Linked DNA regions of Homo sapiens: region 2 is linked to region 1. A link is a contact called in ENCODE Hi-C or POLR2A ChIA-PET data. All regions are on one chromosome and are shown on one strand. Each heading gives the region's core, a stretch centred on a gene start or an enhancer-like site at or near the end of the contact. The rest is flanking DNA. Distances are from core to core; before and after follow the strand shown.

Region 1 (3,364 bases), core at 234-2,733:
AAGCAGTTTTATTCAATAATATAGGGCCACCTCTCTTTTACAAAAAAACAAAAAAGGGTATGAGTCAGATTTTTTTCGTATTTGAAAATTAAATATACTTAGGTGGTCCTCTATTTACACAGTGTTCCTTATTTAATAGCAGATGGTTTTGTAAAGAGAATCACTATAAAATTATTCTATAAAGTTTTACATAAAATACTGGATTGTTAAAGGAGAGTAACTTCTGCTAAATACTCTTTCCGAAACCAAAAATAAGAAACAAAAAGGAGCCACTAAAGAACTAAACCGTTTATGACAAACATTGCTGCATAGAACAAAAGATTCTGCGACCTGAAGTTTCCCATCCTCAGATAACATAACGAGAACACACGAAATTTTTCCCATTGGATGTTTAGATCTAAAACACTTCCCACTCCTAGTTTATCTAGGGATGTGTATGTTCAATAGTGTGCAAATTATGCTGCATACACTTTATTAAGAAGGCCTAATTCCAGGTAGATAAATACGGTAAATTTTTTTTGACAGTATACCTGTCAGGGCAATACAGTACATTTTAAATTAGTGAAACCTTTGGTTGGTATGTTCAATCCTCACGTTCAGGAAGAGTTGGGACAAAGAACACAAAGCAGCTATCTTCAGACTGGACGCCTAAACCAGAGACAGTCATAGGGATGGAGCCTAACGGCTAGTACGAAGAGAGACAATACCCTTCCAAAATACACTTCAACATAAAGTTTTCTTTTCGTAAAGGAATGAAAACTGGTGTCCTTTGTACAGGTAACAAAAATGCGAACAGAACTAGAAATTCAAGCAAAGAGAGAAATCCTGACCTCAGAGTGCTAGTGTTCATTCATCACTGCTCAGCCCTCTACCACCCCCTCCAATCCCTTCCAATTTGGATTAAATTCTGACCATGGTGAAGTGGAATTTTACCTCCATGATCCCAAGGTCGAAAATCTTTCCCTGAGATGCTTCTGAAGCCAGTTTGTGGAGATTTTTGTGTTATGGACTGGGTAAGGAACAAGTGTTCTCCCAGTTCATTTGATAGAAGTCAAATCCCATCACCACAAACATTGTCACAGCAAAAGGTTTAGAGACCTTAGCTGATGGGACTTAAAAGCAATATTTAGAGAACTAGTGAGATTCATTTTAATTAACTCATACAGAACATTCTGCAAATTATAAAACTGTTCAAAGTTTCTAGAGTATATGTACAGATGTTGTATAATGACATACCTTTTGGAAGAGAAGGGGTTGAGTTTATGTCTTGGCTTTGACACCGAGTTATTAGAATCCTTTCTGGCAAGAAGGGAGACAAATTCAAGCATCAGAGTTACTGCATTTCAGAGTATGGATCCACTTTGTGCTGTCTTCCATGTACCACTCTGAAAGAGGGTGCAAGTTTACAGATCCATTAACTGTGCCTCCTCCTCCCCACCTCTTACTCCCTCCTCCAAACTAACCCTAGTCAGCCCTGCAGTCTGTAGGCAAACCACACAGGAACTAGCACATATGGGGCTTCGGAGAGTTGGGCGTGAGCCTTAGATTATGTGGTTTTGTTTTCTTGCTGCCAGAGTTGAACTAAAATGCAGGAGGTTCACTGAAACACTTTTGCTTCTTTATGCTTGGTTTCAGTTTTAACAATATCCCCCCTGAACACTTGTGTTCACATAAGAAAATTTATAGTTCTTGATATGGTCCATCAGCAAGCTGATCTTAAGGAAAACTCTTATTCTCTTAGTATAATCATGCATCCAGAGGAACATTAGGGCTTCTTGGGGGAACTTATTTAAGAGCACCCTCGATCACTCACAATGTTAAAATCCCAGGAAAGATGCTTTGTTCATACACTCAGCCTCTAATATTACTCTTGACAAAAAAAGAAGAAACATTCTGAGCTGGGATGCATTCTCACCCCAGGTTTGCCACAGTCCAGCATGAGGTGGAACCAGTTCCTTCAATTTCTGGGACTTCAATTTCTGTTGAGTCTTAGACTGAAGGCTTTCTGGGATTTAAGACTTTCCATTGACCTTGAGTTTTGTTACCTTCAACTTCCTTAGTTCTTACCTTTAAATGTACCACTCACCCTTCCCCCTATATCAACTGCAACTTGTGAAGGCCTCTTCCTTTCTCTTTGCTCTTGCTAGAAAATGGATTGCCAACGTTGCATCTTTTACAGAAAATTAGAGACATTGCTACTTGCTAAGTGGCACCATTCAGAGTTTGGGGACTGGATCCAAGATGAGGAGGGAAATGTTGGCTCACTGGGATGTTCCTAGCATTAATCCCTGGAATACCAAGAGGAGAGTGTCAAGGAGAGATTCAATTTGGGGTTCTAAAATTTAAACTTTTTCTGCAATGTGAAACGGCATCCTTTTCCATCTCTTTGCTTCTTTATATCTAAACCTTGCTTAAAATTTACTTTCTTAAAACCTTTTCCTTGGTTATAATTGCCCAACATTTTTATTGAAATAGAAAAGAAGAATCAGCAAAGTGTCAAGGTGACAGAAAATGCTCAGTAAATATTTGTCGAATGAGTTAAAGGAAGTAATTTTCTATCCATAACTCCTTTTTTTTTTTGAGACGGAGTTTCACTCTTCTTGCCCAGGCTGGAGTGCAATGGCATGATCTTGGCTCACTGCAACCTCCGTCTCCCGAGTACAAGTGATTCTCTTGCTTCAGCCTCCCAAGTAGCTGGGATTACAGGTACCTGCCACCATGCCTGGCTAATTTTTTTTGTATTTTTAGTAGAGATGGGGTTTCACCATGTCGGCCAGGCTGGTCTTGAACTCCTGAACTCAGATGATCCGCCCGCCTCAACCTCCCAAAGTGCTGGGATTACAGGCATGAGCCACCGCACCCGGCCCTGTAGCTCCTTAATAACAGGCTTTCTTTTTATTAATGCAACTTTGTCAAATTTTCTTAAATCCTGGTTATATCTGAAAAGGATCTCTGCTATTTCCACATTATAAAGATAAAATTTAAAAATAACAACATCTTGCTACTTTAAAAATAATAACGTCTCAACCTTGACCTCAGAATTATTCAGCCTTCTAAGGACCTTCTTGGATCATTACACTGAACAGCTCTATTGCCAAGTTTTTAAATGCTGAAATCCTCTGGCTACAGTCCTTATTCTTTGATAGCTCCCAAGTCGATGGTTTTGAAATGGTTAAAGGAGTCCCTAAAATTCTATGGTTGGGGAGTGGGAGCGAAGGGAAAATGTTGAATGGTGTTACATGGAAAGTATCATGGTGTTTTCAGCTTGTACCCTAATGAGGAAGCTAATTTTGCACCAGGCACTACTCCCCAGGGAGCAGAATATAATCCTTCCCCTTACAAGCATGGGACAGATTGCAGAACA
Region 2 (3,364 bases), core at 638-3,137, 94 kb before region 1:
GAAAACTCAGTCAGACAGGGAGGAATTATAGAGAGGGAGGGTAGAAATGTGCGCAGTGGAAAGTTAACCCTTCCTTCTGGTAGCCAATGTAGCCAACTATCTAGATCACCCCAACTACCTAAATCACCCCTTCCAGGAAGATGAGCCTGAGCACTGGTCTTTCTAGCTCTATTTTCCCTCCTCAGGCCTCTTCAGCCTCGAGGGGAACCAGGACTCCAACCTCACTCACTGAGTGGAATTTGAGTGGTGAACCCAAGCCACTCCTGTTGTATTATTCTGAATTGGGCACCAAAAGCTGCTGCTGTTTCTTAACAAATCTCAGTGTAGGGCAGCCAGAGTTAGCAAATAAAAGTACAAAACGTTCCCATTCAATTTGAATTTCAGATACACAACGAAGAATTTTTCAGTATCAGTACGTCTCATGTCATGTTTGGGATAAGCTGATACTAAAAAGTTATGTGTTGTTTATTGAAAGTTCAAATGTAGTGGGGCATCCTACATTTGATCTGGAAGCTGCCCAGGACTCCCACCCAAAGGCATAAAGATTAAAGTCTTCCACCTGTTCCACAGTGGACTGGCCTCACCAGCCACCCTGGAAACAGCCCCTCCTTCCAACTCTCAAGCAGGACACATATGCTAAGTAGGAGCCCTTTCCTGAGCTGCCGAGTCAGGTGACCTGCTGTGCCAAGGCGCCCAGCACAGGGCCAGGCACACAGTAGGTCCTCAATATACCCCGTCCCCCATTCATTCCAGGCAGCTGGGGCCTAGTACCCGGCCCAGGAGAGGCTGTGACTGTGAGGGCGCCAGCTCAGCTTTGACTATGGGAGGAGAGGGGTGGTCCAAGGAGCAGCATGGCAGAGGTGGGACCGGGAAGGTCACCGCCACCCACTCCCTGAAGTTGTTTTGACGATCACATGAGAAAGCGGCTCGGGATATGTTCTGGGCAGCACGTAGGTTATCATCAAGACCTTTGAGTGGTGCATTTTAACCACAGGGCCTCGGCCCCCAGTCTTCCCTGGGGAGGAAGGCTGGACAGGGAAGTTTCAGAAGTACAGAGCAGAGCCAGTGCCTCTGAACGCTGGAATACCGACGGCTGACATCTGTCCAGCACCTTGTAATTTGCCAAACACGTTCCCAGCCATTCGCTCTACAGGCCTCACTGCAGCCCCAGGAAGTAGGGGCGGGTTGGGGCCCATTTTCCAGAGGGTGCTCAGGGCGGCCTGCCCCGGGCCCTGCCTGGGAGGTGGGGCCCGGTCCAGGGGACTGGGGCCGAGGTCCCAGCGGTGTGGGGGCGAAGGCGGGGGCCTACCTTCTGGGCCTGTTGGATCATCTGCCTGACCACCTGCTTGAGGTGCGGCGCCTTCTCGTCCTTGGGCGGGTGGGTGAAGAGCGTGACCCGGCTCACGCCGCGGTAGAAACCAGTGTCCGTCCAGCCCAGGTCCAGAGGAGGCACCTCGGTGTCGGAACGGTCGGGCCAGTAGGCCAGGGACTCGCCGGACTCAGCCGGCGCCGGCGCGGGGGCCTTGGCCTTGGCCTTGCTCTTGCCCCGGGCGTTGGCGGCGGGGACGGCGTCCTCGTAGGGGCTCCAGGCGGCCCGCAGGGCCTGGCGCTCCGGGCTGGAGAGGAAGTCCCGCAGCTGCTCCTCCTTGAGCCGCTCGCGGTAGGCCTGCTCGCCGCCGCCCAGCAGCGCCTCCAGCGCGGCCCGCCGCCGCTCGCAGTAGTAGAAGGCGGCCTGCGCCTCGGTCACCTTCTCGTTCACGTGCGCCTCGTCCAGGCAGTTCAGCTGGGACTCGGCCATGGCGCCCCGGCCCCGGCCCCGGCCCTGGCCCCGGCCCCGCCGCGGTCCGAGGTCCCACAGCCGCACCTGGAGCCGCCGAGGGGCGGGGCGCCTCACCTGGCCGCGAGCTCTGCCCCGGCCCGTCCCGCCCCGCCCCGCCGTCGGGGAGCGGCCAATCCGCGCGGGCGTGGCCGTCGGGCGGGGAGGGGCCGCCGCCTCCGCCGGGCTCGCCGGGACCTCCGGGCGGCCTGGCGGACGCGGTCGGGCCCGGGCCTGCAGGGCCCACCAGCCGGGGCTAGAGTCCCTGAGGGGACGCCCCCAGGGGGCGGGGCCGTCGCAGACCCACGTGCGGGCTCCGGCCCCGACTCCTCCGCGGGGTAAAGGTTCGCTGTCCGGCCCTCGCTGCCATCCGCCCCCGCCGGCCGCGTCGCGGGTACGAGTTCATTTTCCGCGCACGTGGAGTCCGGAGCACGTGTTCTGGCCCAGTGGCCTCTGGGGCCGCCGAGCTGACCCCTTCCCCGTCGAGGGTCCGGTGTTGGTGGGGGGGCCTGCTGCAGGACGGGATTGTGACGGCTGAGGAGCGGGCAGGGGGTGTGCAAAAGCGAAATGCTAATGAGAGCTCGAGCTCCCCACCCTTGCGTCCCAGTTCTGAGATCAGAGCCCTTCTGGGCTGGGAGTCCAACACCTTCACTGTAAAACTTTCTTTTAAAAAATAGCTATCCAAACAGAAATGATGTAAAGAGCAGCAGTGGAATTCCCCCCGCCCCCACCTTAATTTGAAGTAGGGTGTGTGGTGTCTCTCCGTGTGTGTTTGGGCAAGATAGGCTGCCAGAGACATGATTACTATATTAGTGATTCAAAATGTATGTTTGAGCTCAAGGAAGGAAACCGCACGTGCGTGCACACCACACACACGCACACACACAGCAGCGGTGGCAGCAGCTCTGCTGTTTCCCATCGGATTAAATACAATCGTCTTAGTCATTAACATATTATGTTGTTCATGCACTGCTCTACAATTTGATTCTCCACATTCAAAATATTTTCAGATCATAACAACTAAAGGTTCACATTTCTCTCACTTTATAGCGCAGCATCTCAGAGCTGGAAGGAGCTTTTCAAGCTCCTCCAACCCCCTCATTTTACAGTTGAAGAAATTGAGGCCTAGCAACGTGTGCGTTGCCCAGGTCTCCCGTGAAAGAGGCAGAGCACGGGGACTGCAAGGTTTTCTGTCTTGGAGGTCTTTCGCTGACATCACGGCCGCCTTTACCCTTTCTCCTTTTCTTGTGAAACGACAGGTTATTGGGGACCTGGTTTTCACCCCAGGGGATTTGAAAAGGTCACTTACCATTTCTAGGCCTTCCTTTCATGCTCTGGAAAAAATGAGAGTTAGATTTTCAAATGTCTGCACATTATTGTTATTATTATTTTTTTTTTTACAATAATCAGTTCTGGCATCCTGTGTCAGCCCAAAGATTGGGAGTGGTGAGCAGCAAGGTGTCCATCACCTCACTTGTCCTTTACCCCTCTTGGGAACTGGAAAGCTTCACTCCTGGTAATGCTCCACTCTTAAGTACATATAGACAG

What was found. A loop is a pair of places that touch in the nucleus more often than their neighbours do. ChIA-PET counts read pairs that join two places held with the same protein, here RNA polymerase II (POLR2A). Pooled maps may share reads with other maps.
Region 2: a pooled map shows a loop between it and region 1 (3-fold over the local background). The contact joins the promoter of FAM83F here to the promoter of GRAP2 in region 1. A Hi-C loop is called at or near these places in 3 of 50 pooled maps. POLR2A ChIA-PET finds 5 or more read pairs at or near these places in 5 of 52 experiments (Panc1, T-cell, activated CD4-positive, alpha-beta T cell and 2 more).

What each region holds. Positions count from the first base shown.
Region 1 is chr22:39,899,203-39,902,566 of GRCh38, reverse strand. GRAP2 (GRB2 related adaptor protein 2) reads right to left here and starts at 1,483. Exons shown (of 8, transcript NM_004810.4): 1 at 1,237-1,483.
Region 2 is chr22:39,993,477-39,996,840 of GRCh38, reverse strand. FAM83F (family with sequence similarity 83 member F) reads right to left here and starts at 1,887. Exons shown (of 5, transcript NM_138435.4): 1 at 1,310-1,887. The coding sequence starts at 1,798. It overlaps LOC124905155, which reads right to left. Exons shown (of 2, transcript XM_047441700.1): 2 at 2,073-2,493. The coding sequence ends at 2,073. RefSeq lists a silencer at 1,845-1,964 and an enhancer at 1,539-2,172.